Regions from separate parts of the Homo sapiens genome. Here region 1 is linked to region 2. Evidence: read pairs that join two places in POLR2A ChIA-PET (ENCODE). Cell type or tissue: GM12878. All regions are shown on one strand. Region 1 overlaps MAPKAP1 (MAPK associated protein 1). Region 2 overlaps MAPKAP1 (MAPK associated protein 1).

Region 1 (4,000 bases), 150 kb after region 2:
GTATAAATTATCCTGGTTATTTATTGTTTGCTTGATTCATAGAGGACCAACTGTGTGTTGTTTCTTTTCATTCTGTTGTATTAGCAAACATTTTCATTGTCCAGATTGTCCTCGTGTATGGAAATGTAACATATGCAGCCTGTTTAATTTTGTATTTGTAAATCTGACTTGATTTCCTTTTTGGCAACAGCTACTGTCTAGAGAAAAGAAAGGATTTTTCTTTGTGTCTGTTTAAAGTGACAGAAATATTGGAGCAAGTGATAAAGATGGAAAGCATTAATTACACACTTCTAAGAATTTAAAGGTCAGACAAGCTAAATATGTATGTTTTGCTCACTGGAATGTCTTGAAATTGTGCCAGGATTCGCTTTGTTCCTACCATAAAAGCACACATTTTAGATAACCATCAACTTACTTTGTATCTAAAAATTATGCCAGATTGTTGCTTTAGTTAATATGTGTCTTCAAAGTCGGGGAGCTCCCATTTCTGAGCCCATGTGATTGGTTTGGTGATGCTTCCCCCTTTGGCCATGTTTAGTTACTATGTCTCATTTTGATTTCCTCTGTTCTCCCCTCAGCTTATGTCGGAGTCTGTCAGCTGCTGCTATGTACATGTCAGGCTAGTGACTTGGAATGTTTATTAATACAATGTCAGTCTTGCTGTTGAAAAAAACTGTGATGCTTCTCAGAAGGTTGTGATAGAACGAAGCGTTTGATTTCCAGATCCTGTCTGCACTGCATGGTGAATACATTCTCAGATGTTATGCAGTTCACTGACCTGACAGTTATGGAACCCCGCCTGGGACCCCATTTCAGCAGGACATATTTGAACAGAAACAGTTTGCAAAACTTTACACACTTAAACTCCTGCCAAGGCAAACTGTTAGCCACTTGAGTTTGTTATAAATACCCAGTGGCAGTGGTTGGAAGTAGCCCACGGTGTGTTTTATATTCTGAACGGAATGTGAATGTCTTTGCAGTTATATAGAGTAGTAAATAATTGAGTTTGATTAGGGAGAGGGACCTCATTATCCCCCACCTGTGCCCAGCTGGAAGGGGAGGGTCGAAATGAAGCCATTAGCTGTCTCTCTTACTGGCATCTCAAAGAGCTCAAATACATCTGTGTCTTATTTTCTTTTCTGGCACAATCAGTCGAGCAAGCTAAGCAGGCATGACCGGATTTGGCAAGTCCCAAGGACTCTGGCAAAGATACACAAGGAGAAGGCGGAGGGCAGTCATTTTGGCTTCTCACTGCCCATTAGTCTAGCGAGTTATGTTTTTGGAAAATGTCTGTTTTGAAAAAGAGTACTTTGTCCAATGTCAAACATCGCATGCTCCCACAGTACGCTTTGATCTTTAAAAAAAATTTTTGGTCAGTCTAAGGGGAAACAAAATGTGGCATTCACACTAGTGTAAACTCTTTATGGATAAAGTCATACTCAGAGGACTTATTTTAAAGCAGGCATGCTGCAGTTATTACAAGGCCTTCTCTTGCTCATATATTTTCATTTTCTACCTTGAAATGCTGGAGAATGAACATGCATGGAATTGGACCAGAGCAGGTTGGGAACTAGAGTGTGTCTTCATCACTATTGGGAACTGGTCAGGACCAGAGACTCGAGAACTGCTCGTAGCAACCTTTTCCCACTTCTGCAAACTGAGACTGTGGCTTTTGAAACCATGACATTCTCCAATGTCTCCTTAAAAATCCTGTAGGTCATATGGTTAGTCTAAGAGTCTGGACATTCATAGTCAAGCTGAATTTGTTACAGTGGAAGTTGAACCTTTTCCACAGATTGGGTCAGTGGTTCCGGTATGGAAGATGTGCTCCCTGGAAGTCTCTTCTTTCCCCGAGTCCCTAAGACTCCCTTTGCGGCTGTGGAGGGATTAACAAACACAGACTTGGGAGTCTAGCTGATCTGGGTTCAAGTCCTGGCTCCTTCAGGACTTATTAGTTATATGATGTATTAACTTATTATATAACTCCAGACAAATGTCTCAACCTTGCCAAACCTCAATTTTCTCTTTTATAAAATGGAACTCATAATAACACCTATCTTTTCTAGGAGGATTAAACAAAGTAAGTGCTCAATAAATATTGAATATTATTGTCTCATCATTATATATTACTTCATTGTACATATGAAGAAAATGCTTATGCTTATTATATATTAACTGTTTATTAAGCATTTATCTTTTTTTAACTAATGGCTCATCTATAAGCATTTATTATATGACAGATATTATGGTAAGTACTTTAGAAGTATTTTGCCTTTACAACAATCTTAAAATCCAAGAATAATTATCATCCTCATTTTGTAGATGAGGAAATGAAGTTAAAGTGATTATGTTGTTATCCGTGAAAGCAGAGGTGGGGTTCCAAACCAGGTCACTTTATTCTAGAGCTTACTGTGCTCTGCTGCCTTCTGGTGCTGCCACCGTCTCTCCTAGCATGGTTTAGAGCTAAATGATGTTTGCGTTTTGAGACATCATCCCCACTAGGAAGCTTCCCGGACCCTCTCACCTCTGTGTGGCTGGGTTACGTGCCCTATGTTTGTTTTGGCAGCACTCTGAACTTGCCTCCACCTTTGTGACTGTCACACAGAACTATAATTGTTTGTTGACTTCTTATCTTTCTCTCCCACTGGACTGTGCAGCTTGGGTTAGGGACCACATTGTTGATTTCTGAATCCAAAACAGGATTTTTAATAGATGAGTGATCTCAGGTAAATTCCCTAATGCCTTCAGCCTCAGTTTCTATAAAATGGGTGTAATAATTGTACCTATTTTAGGATTGAATGAGTCAATACAGATATTTTTTAAAAAGCTTAAAACAGCACCTAGCCCATAGAAAGTGTTCAATAAATAGTAGTTGCTGTTATAATTGTTAAACAGTGGACAACTTGTATTGTGCAAATCAAAAAGTTCTTAATAAATGTTGTTGAAATTCTCTACACCACCATGATTTTTTAATTTCCATTATCATCATGCAAAGCCAGTGAATTAAGTTGAGGCAGAACATACCTGCTTCATAGTTAACACTTTCAAAAAGGAAAGTTTTGAAAACAACCCAGAGTGCTCCCCTTGGAGCTCTTGGGAAATTTTGGTGCTTGGGCCACAGGCTACTCACTGATAATGCCCCTGAATATGGCCACCAAGCTCAACAAATCACACATTTTAATGCCCCTGTGTTACCAATGACAGGCAGTGAGTTTTGAGACTCCCACCCCCCGATAAGCAGTCTCTGCTTAGGAGGCAGGGGAAGGAGGGGCTGAAGTGGGGCCTTTTCTCTTGGAATGATGACTTAGGGCAAGGGGAACAAAAGAGAACTAACGTCGACTCCCTTTACTGTTTGCCAGCCATAGTGTGAGGTGCTTGGCATTCATTGTCTGTTTCATGCTTGTGACAATTCTATAGGGAAGTAGCCTACTCATTTCATGGATGCGGCTGAGGTTCCCACATGTTACAGCAACATCTCCGTTAGCCACGGAACCAAGATTTCGGTCAAAGGGTATTTAACCCCCAGCCTATGCCCTTTCCTCTCCAGTATGCTGCCTTCCAACTTGAGTTCTGGTTCCAGCTCTGTTCCTAAAGATAGAATCTAAGCTTTTCAGATGAAGACCTGTGTCCCTGTGGGCTCCGTGGCTCCCATTGCCTCTCGCTTACTGCTTAGTACAGAAAGCCTGCTTGCGTTGGGTTCGTGCTGGCATACAAACTTTTTTGGGGTAACTGAGTGGCTGTGCGCTGGGACGGAGCTGAACTCCTCAAGCAAGGAGTCTCTTTTTAAAATGCCCATACATCGTTCAGTGGTTACGAGACTTGACAGGACCTAACTTTGAATTGACTGAAGCACTCCTGGCAGTGTTTCTTACGCTCCCTGACATGGAGTTTCACCCTAGACCCAGCATGGACAGCCCAAGGAGCCGTGGGAAGGGCAGCTGCTGCTTCTCAGTGTCCCTAGAATGCCCTGCTCTGGGGGAAAACAGGTTGTCTGTCCCTG
Region 2 (4,000 bases):
TTCAGTGGCCACAGGGACAACGAGTAGGCCTGTGACAGCTCCGTCTTTACTTTCAGAGGGAGTCCACTCCTATCTCTGTGGAGTTGAGGTTGGCCTTTGGTAGATAGAGATAGTGAGTTGAATGCTTACGTATTTGGGAAGTGATTTTTTGGTATGGAAAATTATGTGTGTTAAGGTAAACTGAGGCATAAGATTTTAGAGTTTATTTGCACAAACAGCGATTCATGAATTGGGCAGCTTCAAATCAGAAGTGATTCTGGGGCTCCATTGAGGGAAAGTAAGCGGGGGAAGCTTTTGTAGGAAGACTGTGGAAGTAAAACAAAAGATTTGATTGATTAGTTATACAGTTGATCACTACCATTGGAAAGTCCTCAGTTACATAAGTTTGTTGGCTGCTTCTGACTAGATAAGCTTAAGGTTTTTTGTTTTTTTTTTCATATATGCATTTATAAGACATATCTCAAGTTTTGCCTATGTTTGCAAATCAAACAAGGTTAAGGTCATTTATAAGGCCTAACTAGTTTTGTCTGCTTGAATTTTTCAGACCAGGTCTGATTTTTTTGTTTTGTTGTTGTTGTTGTTTTATTTGTTTTTTTGTTTGTTTGTTTTTTGTTTTTTTTTTGTTTTTTTTTCGAGACAGGGTTCTTGCTCTATTGACCAGGCTGGAGTGCAGTGGCACGATCACGGCTCACTGCAGCCTCAACTTCCTGGACTCAAGCGATCCTCCCACCTCTTCCTCCCCAGCAGCTGGGACTACAGGCATGCACTACCACGGCCTCCCAAATTGTTGGGATTGTAAGCATGAACCACTGCATCTGGCCAGGCCTGGTCTGTTTTAATTTATTTTAACAAATGTGAATGTCTGTCTCACTTATTTTATTTTGTGAGAAGAAGATTGAAGATCACGTTTGTTTGGATTTCAGTTTTTCTGATAGCAGTAGTTAGTAAAAATATGAGTGTTAAAATATGATGAATTGTTGCCTTTTACTCTTTTCTAATTATCATATACTTTATAATTGAAATAGTTTCAGGCTGGGCACAGTAATCCCAACACTTTGGGAGGCTGAGGCAGGTGGATCACCTGAGGTTGGGAGTTCAAGACCAGCCTGACCAACATGTAGAAACCCCGTCTCTACTAAAAATACAAAATTAGCCGGGTGTGATGGCACATGCCTATAATCCCAGCTACTCGGGTGGCTGAGGCAGGAGAAGCAATTGAACCCGGGAGGTGGAGGTTGCAGTGAGCCAAGATTGCGCCATTGCATTCCAGGCTGGGCAACAATGGTGAAACTCCGTCTCAAAAAAAAAAAGAAAGAAAAGAAATAGTTTCAGCTTGTACAGTTAAGCATGATGGCCAGTTAGGTTTGTTTTTTTCAAATGCGCATACTGATTCTCTTATGTACAATATAAAAATGTGCATACTGATTCTCTTATGTACAATGCAAAAAATTTACCGAAGTATTTGAGCATATTTAAATTAGGAAAATATCAGGCAAGATGTTTCTTTTGTAAACTACTTCTGTCCAAAGCATTCTGTATATTATCAGAATGAAAAATGACAGCACTTTGTCATCTGTTCAAATTGATATTGCACTCTTTGCAATGACAGCTGAAAAGGCCCACAGGTGCCATATAAAGAGGTGACCATGTTGTCATATTTCATTTCGGCATCCCTCTGCAAAGCCATAATTACCTAATTAGGTTGTTAATTAGGAGATTAGCATTTCACTATATTGATAGAATGCTCTTTACCGGCGTGGGGTGAGATACAGATTTGTCTGCTCTAATTTATAATCTCTGCCTGTTTTGTACTTATTTATTTGCTTAAGATGCTGGTATGGGGCAATTCAGTTTACCTGAGAAACAGTTTACAAGCGAATGAAGCTTTGATCACTGGATTAAAGTTGCTGAGTTAAAATACGGACACATCCCCAAAATTAAAATAAAAATTCCAAGTTGGTATAACTTGTATTATTGTTAACACAGTCAACAAACACAATAAGAATTCACATTGTTGGTATAAAAAATTCAAAATACAAAAACTTAAGTCTGAACTATGACAGAGATTTATCTATCCTAAACTAGGCAAAATAAATTATTTTAATTATCTTCAATGACAGACCTCTGTCATTTATACTTGGGACTTATAAGAATATGCTAAATGTTTTGAATGTATTTAAGAAACTGAAGCTTGGTTAATAACTTCAGAACAAATATATTGAGTCTTCAGTTTAGACTTCCTTAGATAGTCATGCATCAGGGCTTATTTCATTTGTACCTTCTGTCCATTAGTCTGTGCTTGGAACATTCCCTTCCCACAGTCTTTGCAGTACTGAGGGGCTTATGGAATTTGAAGTATTTCACAGTAACCTTCACTTGGTGAGCTATTTGGAGTAAGCACGGTTTCTATAAAGTGTGTCTAACATTCTTTTGGGAGAGGGGGCGGGGAAAACGATTTCCATACATTTTCTCTGTAGTGTTTGTAATTTGCATTATGCATACTTTTCTGCCTTTTTTTAGTTAAGGAAATTAGGAGTTTCAGAACAATGTTAAGAGCACCATTCCCACTGAGGTAGTAGTTTAGCTTCTTTTGATCGTATTGGTATTGGCATTCAAATTGTAGTAAATGCATGTGTGCTTAAGTCCTTTTTCCCTACAGTTATGAAGAACTGCATTTGTTTTATAGCCGTAATTTTCTTAAAACTTTTTTTTTTTTGGAAATGGAGTCTTGCTCTGTTTCCCAGGCTGGAGTGCGATGGCACCATCTTGGCTTACTGAAACCTCTGCCTCCTGAGTTCAAGCAGTTCTCCTGCCTCAGCCTCCCAAGTAGCTGAGATTACGGGTGTGCACCACCACACCTGGCTAATTTTTGTAGTTTAGTAAAGATGGAGTTTCACCATGTTGGCCAGGCTGGTCTCGAACTCCTGACCTCAGGTGATCTACCTGCCTCGGCCTCCCAAAGTGCTGGGATTACAAGCATGAGCCACCGTGCCCAACCTAAAAAATTTTTAAAAATTAAAAAAAAATTTTAATACAAATAACAGAGAAGGGGTCTTGCTATAGTGCCCAGGCTGCACTTGAACTCCTGGGCTCAAGGGAACTTCCTCCTCTGCCTCCCAAAGTGCTGGGTTTACAGGTGTGAGCCCCTATGCCCGGCCAACTATATATATATGTGTGTGTGTGTGTGTGTGTGTGTGTATGTGTGTATATATATGTGTGTGTGTGTATATGTGTGTGTATATATATGTGTGTATATATATACGTGTATATATGTGTATATACGTGTATATATGTGTATATATACGTGTATATATGTGTATATACGTGTATATATGTGTATATATACGTGTATATATACGTGTATATATACGTGTATATGTGTGTGTATGTATACGTGTATATGTGTGTGTATATGTGTATATATGTGTGTATATATGTGTATGTGTGTGTGTATACGTGTATATATGTGTGTGTATGTATATATGTGTGTGTATATGTATATATGTGTGTGTATATGTGTATATATGTGTGTGTATGTGTATATATGTGTGTATATATGTGTATATGTGTGTGTATATATACATGTATGTGTGTGTGTGTGTATATATATATATATATTTTTTTTTTTTTGAGGCGGAATTTCGCTCTTGTTACTTGAGCTGGAGTGCAATGGCATGATCTTGGCTCACTGCAACCTCTGCCTCTTGGGTTCAAGCGATTCTCCTGCCTCAGCTGCCCGAGTAGCTGGGATTACAGGTGCGTGCCACCACGCTTGGCTAGTTTTTTGTATTTTTAGTAGAGACGGGGTTTCACCATGTTGGCCAGGCTGGTCTCAAACTCCTGACATCAGGTGATCCGCCTGCCTCGGCCTCCCAAAGTGCTGGGATTACAGGAGTAAGCCACTGTGCCCGGCCTGTTTTCTTAATATAAAAATATTATAAGGGGCTTCTCATGCGGATCCCCTGGTGTGGATTAGAATGTTGTGTCGTGCTCTGGTAGG

Evidence for each region. Peaks named below come from ENCODE experiments on the same cell type or tissue, not always from the same donor. Only the 100,000 strongest peaks of a DNase experiment are listed, where the experiment ranks them.
Region 1: POLR2A ChIA-PET joins it to region 2 with 5 read pairs; 4 of 35 experiments call an interaction of 5 or more read pairs at or near these places.

What each region holds. Positions count from the first base shown.
Region 1 is chr9:125,546,888-125,550,887 of GRCh38, reverse strand. The region is part of intron 6 of MAPKAP1 (MAPK associated protein 1); the gene reads left to right. Among named protein-coding and RNA genes, the nearest start is that of MAPKAP1, 160 kb to the left of the region's middle. In GM12878, no CTCF peak of the experiment used is centred here; no DNase peak of the experiment used is centred here.
Region 2 is chr9:125,693,045-125,697,044 of GRCh38, reverse strand. The region is part of intron 1 of MAPKAP1 (MAPK associated protein 1); the gene reads left to right. Among named protein-coding and RNA genes, the nearest start is that of MAPKAP1, 12 kb to the left of the region's middle. RefSeq lists an enhancer at 202-941. In GM12878, no CTCF peak of the experiment used is centred here; no DNase peak of the experiment used is centred here; H3K27ac peaks cover 887 bases.